Regions from separate parts of the Homo sapiens genome. Here region 2 is linked to region 1. The links are chromatin loops, found by intact Hi-C in ENCODE. Cell type or tissue: heart right ventricle. All regions are shown on one strand. Links, peaks and the distances in the headings refer to the core of each region. The heading gives the core; the rest is flanking DNA.

Evidence for each region. A loop is a pair of places that touch in the nucleus more often than their neighbours do. Peaks named below come from ENCODE experiments on the same cell type or tissue, not always from the same donor. Only the 100,000 strongest peaks of a DNase experiment are listed, where the experiment ranks them.
Region 2: a loop joins it to region 1, with 12 times the contacts of the local background. A loop is called at or near these places in 104 of 110 quality-filtered maps.

Annotation. Positions count from the first base shown.
Region 1 is chr5:160,344,407-160,347,309 of GRCh38, reverse strand. No RefSeq gene overlaps it. Among named protein-coding and RNA genes, the nearest start is that of C1QTNF2, 25 kb to the left of the region's middle. In heart right ventricle, for the core only: CTCF peaks have their summits at 1,570 and 1,782 (motif pointing right); a DNase peak (open chromatin) is centred at 1,779; H3K27ac peaks cover 444 bases.
Region 2 is chr5:160,197,976-160,200,878 of GRCh38, reverse strand. FABP6-AS1 (FABP6 antisense RNA 1) reads left to right here. Exons shown (of 4, transcript XR_941148.3): 3 at 1,708-2,652. It also overlaps a transcript of FABP6 not described here. Among named protein-coding and RNA genes, the nearest start is that of FABP6-AS1, 11 kb to the left of the region's middle. RefSeq lists a silencer at 1,234-1,593. In heart right ventricle, for the core only: CTCF peaks have their summits at 1,169 and 1,370 (motif pointing left); a DNase peak (open chromatin) is centred at 1,358; H3K4me3 peaks cover 866 bases.

The DNA.
Region 1 (2,903 bases), core at 310-2,809:
ACTTAACCCTTTGTAGCCCAGGTAATAAATCCAAACTCAGCAAGATGGGCTGGACCCCAGAGCTCTGTGGTTGCCACTTTTTGGCCCATATTGAACCGATGTCCCCTTGGCATCTACCAGGGACTCCTCAGGGAGAGTGTGGGAATGATGGGGGAAGACTCGTCACTCTTTTGTAGAGCGTGGGGCAGATGATAGCAGAGACCTTCCAGGGCCCAGGGCTGGGGTCTTGTCTTCCTTGGATGTGGTCTAGCGTTGCTCCAGATGGTGGGTTTGTGGCAGGTGGGGCAGAAGCAGATGATGCAGTTGAGGCGGGTCTCTGGTAGAGAGTGATGTCAAAGATGAGCACTCCTTTTATCCCCTGACTCTTCTGAGGATGGCTGCCTCCTTGGTGAGCCACTTGGAGGTCTCAGGCTGATCATGCGGGATGGTGGCCCAGATGAGGAAGGGGATCCAAGGCGGTGGCCTTCCCAGATGCACTGGGCCCCAGCCCTTCTTCCTAGCTTCGGCTGATTACTGTGGGCTTCAGCAACCAGGGCCTACCTGTAGGTCTCCACATTTGTAAGCACCACAGAACCCAGTGCATCTTTGTGCACTCAAATCGCCCTTGATCCAGGGGTATTTTCTCATTCAGAACACACTTTGAAAGGCGGCCATTCCCCTTCTGGAGAAAGCCTGGAGAATCTACAGTGCCCTTAATTACAGTGCAAAGAGCACTAGACACACAAGGCCCTCACAGGCCAGCGCAACCCTGGGTGGAGCCTCAGGGTTCAGCTGACAAATGATGAGGGTCTTACTCCCTATGTCTAGGGGGGCTTCGTGGGCTGACTTCTGCATCAGGACTATGATGAGGGTGGGGGAGCGAAATTGAGGCACTCACGTCATGCACAAAATGTAAGAGGGTGACAAAAACCACAGTAATCAATAGAAATATATATATTTTTGAGACAGAGTCTTGTTCTGTCACCGAGGCTGGAGTGCAGTGGCACGATCACAGCTCACTGCAGCCTCGACCTCCTGGGCTCAAGTGATCCTCCCACCTCAGCCTCCTGAGAAGCTGGAACTATAGACCTGTGCCACCACACACGGCTAATTTTTAAATTATTTGTAGAGACGGAGGTCTTGCTATGTTGCCCAGGCTGGTCTCAAACTCCTGGCCTCAAATGATCCTCCCACCTCAGCCTCCGCAAAGTGCTGGGATTACAGGTATGAGCTAGCGCACCTGGCAGAAATAATTTTTTTTAAGATGGAATCTTGCTCTGTCGCCCAGGCTAGAGTGCAGTGGCGCAATCTCAATTTACTGCAACCCGTGCCTCCCTGGTTCAAACGATTCTTGTGCCTCAGCCTCCCGAGTAGCTGAGATTACAGGCGCCCTACCAACACGGCTGGCTAGTTTATTTTTTTATTTTTTTATTTTTAGTAGAGACGGGGGTTTCACCATGTTGGCCAGGCTGGTCTCGAACTCCTGACCTCAAATGATCCACCCGCCTCAGCCTTCCAAAGTTTTGGGATTATAGGAGTGAGCCACCACCCCCGGCCAGAAATATTTTAATACAATATTTTAATAAATCAAAAATAACCCAAAAACTCTATGATAAACAAAATATCAGAATGTTAAGTAAAGATGAGATCTGACAGGGCCGGGATCAGGGCGAGGTAAGGGAGGGCGAGTCATGGAAGAGCAGCTGGATCCTGGTGTCCATCCGCAGCTCGGGAGCCCTTGGCAGCCAGGCCTCGCAGGTGAAAAGGCTTTTTTTCCCTCCTGCCTGTCATCTTCACTCAGGCCACTAGGGGGAGAACGTCGACTACACAAACCTCCCGGCCTGCGGCATGGAGGCTGGGAGATACACCCTGGTCTCAGGCTATTTTCTAGATTGCCTGCCAGAAAGCAGGTTGTTGTTCAGTCCATTGAAGGTCTCTTTCAATTCAGCAGACGTGTCCTGAGCACTCACTGAGGCAAGGCTGAAGAATGCACCCGGGGTCCCCAAACCAGGTGAGGAGTCAGATCTATCTGGCACCACAACCTCATTCAGCAGCCGAACCTCCTGCGGGGACAGCTTCCATGCGCTTTCATAAAAGCTCCTCAGCCGATTCTAACCCACAGCCGGCTTTGCCAAGCTCTGGGCCGGGCTGAGGGGAAAACTAACACAGGAAAGACTCGAGTTCTGCCCTTCAAGGGAGGACATTTTGTGTGCCTCCCTTGTCCCGGTGTCATTTCCACAGCTGTCCTCAGGCCGGGGTGGCACTGAGAATGGAGCACAGTGTGGGTTTGAAGGTCACCTCGCAGGCCCAGCTCCTCAACCACAGCATCTGAGGGTGCTCCCGAAGACCTCTGTGGCTTCCCAACACTTTTCTCTCCCTGCTCCAGAGACGGAGACCCAAAAAGAATTTCTCCGAAAGAGGCCGGGCACGGTGTCTCACGCCTGTAATCCCAGCACTTTGGGAGGCCGAGGTGAGTGGATCATTTGAGGTCAGGAGTTCGAGACCAGCCTGGCCAACATGATGAAACCCTGTCTCTACTAAAAATACAAAAAAAAAAAAAAAAAATTAGCCGGGCATGGTGACGGGTGCCTGTAATCCCAGCTACTCGGGAGGCTGAGGCACTAAAATTGTTTGAACCCAGGAGGCGGAGGTTATGGTGAACCAAGATTGTGCCACTGCACTCCAGCCTAGGCAACAGAGTGAGACTCCGTTTCAAAAAAAAAAAAAAGAATTTCTCAGAAAGAGCCCAAAGATGGCTCTGGAAAATGGTGGGGTTTGTTTTTTTATTTTTTATTTTTTAAACATTCTCCATCTACTTTATACTTTTGCCTCAGATTGGCCCTGACTTAAAAACAATAATGAAGAGTTCAACCTCATCACAGGTGTTTATTTTTGCTGATGCCGTTGCAAACTTCCGACAGTCA
Region 2 (2,903 bases), core at 219-2,718, 150 kb after region 1:
GCTAAGGCCACCTTCCCCTCTCCCCACCCAAGGGCTAGGTTTGAAGGATTAGGTGTGGCCAGGCCAGGAGGAAGTGTGGAGCCATCCCAAGAGATGCCCATGGCAGGAGAACACAGATGAGACAGCTGGGGACAGTAACACAGACCTCTCCTCAAACTAAAGACTTGCCGGGTGCGGTGGCTCACGCCTGTAACCCCAGCACTTTGGGAGGCCAAGGCGGGTGGATCACCTGAGGTCAGGAGTTCAAGACCAGCCTGGCCAACATGGTGAAACCCCGTCTCTACTAAAAATACAAAAAATTAGCCAGGCATGATGGTGGGCGCCTGTAATCCCAACTACTCAGGAGGCTGAGGAAGGAGAATCTCTTGAACCCAGGAGGCAGATGTTGCAGTGAGCCAAGATCGTGCCATTGCACTCCAGCCTGGGCAACAAGAGGGAGACTCCGCCTCAAAAAAAAAAAAATAGAAAAAAAAGGACTCAACGGGCGTTTGCATCCTCTGCTGTTCCCTGCAGCCTCTGCCCACAACGGCAGAAAGAACTAGGGCCTGAGAGTTCAGAGGTCAGATGGGGATTCTGGGCCTAGGTCTGCCACCTCTGCTCAATAGGTGGCCATGGGTAGGCCACTTTCTTAAGAATAATGACTAACTGCAGGCACAGTGCTAAGCATGTTGCATGTGTGTTCTCCCATAATCCTAAGAGGCTGCCACTTCCGCAGCTTGAGCTCAGAGAGGTTAGGAAGGCTGTCTAAGGTCGTCCAGCTATTAAGCAGCAGAGATGGAATTTGAACCCAGACTTCACACTAGTTTCACTGCTGGAGCCTCAGTTTACCCCTTAGTGAGATAAGGCAGCCAGACTCTGCCTAAGCCTTTTCCATCACAGGACGTCCTGTGTGGTGCGCCTGCACGGTGAGTGGCACAGTCAGAGGGCCCCTGGCTGGGGTAGGTGGGAGGGATGTGGAGCCACCTCCGTGGGGAAGACCATGTCCTGCCCCACTTCTTGTAGGACGGCCTGTCTCTCCTCAGCAGTCCTTTCAGGAGGCTTCATTGCTCTGGGCTGGTGCGGGGGTTCAGGTTAGGCTGTGAACTCCCTAGTGAGCGGAGATCCCACTGGGACGCGTCTGTGTCCCTCCCCGCGCCGGACACTGGGGCTCACCACAAGATAGGCTACCATGCGGGTTTGCTAATGGAGACGAAGGAGGGGGCAGGGGATGAAGATAGCAGGGGGAGATGCCAGGTAGGGAGAGAGGGAGACAGGAATGGCAAGACAGAGAGGAAGTGCGAGGCCTCAGTAGGAGACAGCCGAGCCCCGCCCGCCGGCCCCAGGCCGACGGGGAGCCGGGATGCCGCGACCTGGCGCGCCCTCTGGTGGCCGGCTTGGCACGGCACGGCCCGGGGTGGCGCAGGAGGGGGTGAGCCCAGGGGGCCAGGGGGCTGCCCCGGTCCCCACCGCCATCGTCTCTAGGGGTGGCCGAACCTGCCACTACTCCAAGTGTCCGTCCTCTGAGGGAAGCCATCTTAGTAACAACAACAATGAGACTGTCACAAAGACAGTCACAGAGAGACAGCTGAAAGGAGGAAAAGGGCTTTGGAGCCATGACAAGTCTGTTATTAGCATCACAGAGAAAGGCGAGCAAGTCCCCCACCCAAGGTGTTCTCCCCACTGTGACCTGGGTCATCCTTTCATTTGCCTCAAATGACTTATTTCCAGCTTCACGGAGCTACCTGAGTCAGCGCCTGCATCTCCACCACCATCATCATCGTCACTGTCTTCATCGCCTCTGGGCTGGACCAGCCCCTGCCTGTGAGCTCCCTGGAGCCAGAGGTGCAAAGTCTGCAATGACACAAAAAGCCAGCACGCTGGGAGGGGCTCTGGAGACCATCTCATTGTTCATTCATTTGTCTATTCAATCCATTTTATTGACTGCTCACTGTGTGCCAGACACATGGGCCCTGGAGATACAGAAGAAACACGTGAGGTCCCTGCCCTCCAGGAATTAAGAAGATAAAGTCAAAAGTGCTGTAAAGAACAACAGGATGATGGGCCAGTATTTGAAGAGGTCGTTTTCAGATGGGGTGGGCAGGGAAGGCATGTCTGAGAAAGGAATCTTTGTGGACACCTTAATGCTTAGGACATGGGGCTGAGAAAAGCAGGCAGAGGAATTTCAGATAACGCCTCAGTTGGTAAAAAGCTAGGGGGATGGTGCAGGCAAGGAATAGAAGGAAGGACAGTGTGGTGGGAGTTTGGTGGTGAGTGAAAGAGGGGCCTGGGGACCGTGCACACTTGAAGGCTGTAGCCGGGCATCTGGCTTGGATTTTGAGGACTGAGGGGACCATTACAGGGCTTTAGGCATGGGGATGGCACGATCCAATTTACATTTTTCATGTCATTCCATCTGCTTCCTGGAGAACACATGATAGGAAGAAGGAACGTGGAAGCAGGGAGACCAGTGAGGTGGTAACTCCAGAAACAAAGAGGTGGCGGCTGATGGGGCGAGTGGGAGGAGCCTGACCCTGGTGGATTTTGGAGGCACAGAAGGCAAACCTGCTGGGGGATTGTCTGTGGGGGACAGGGAGAGCAAAGACTGGGTGCCTTCCTCTTCCTGCCTTCCTCTTCCCGCTTTGCACCCCTTCTGGCCTGAATCATCTCCCTCAGGTAACTAAGAGGAGGGGGCAAAGGACTCCAGACTATGTAGCCAGATATAGCCCCAGGTCCCCAGGGCTATATCTTGGGTCTGTGCAGAAACTAGGGACGTGGGGGCCAGAGGTATTTTTAGCCTTCTAGCTCTCTCCTTCTGTCTTCTGCAATCCCTCTCCCTACCCCCTTCCCCCTTCTTCTCTCCTTCTCCCTTCCCTCTCCAGCTCCTTCCCCCACCTCCTGCTCCTCTTTCTCTCTCTCTCACACAC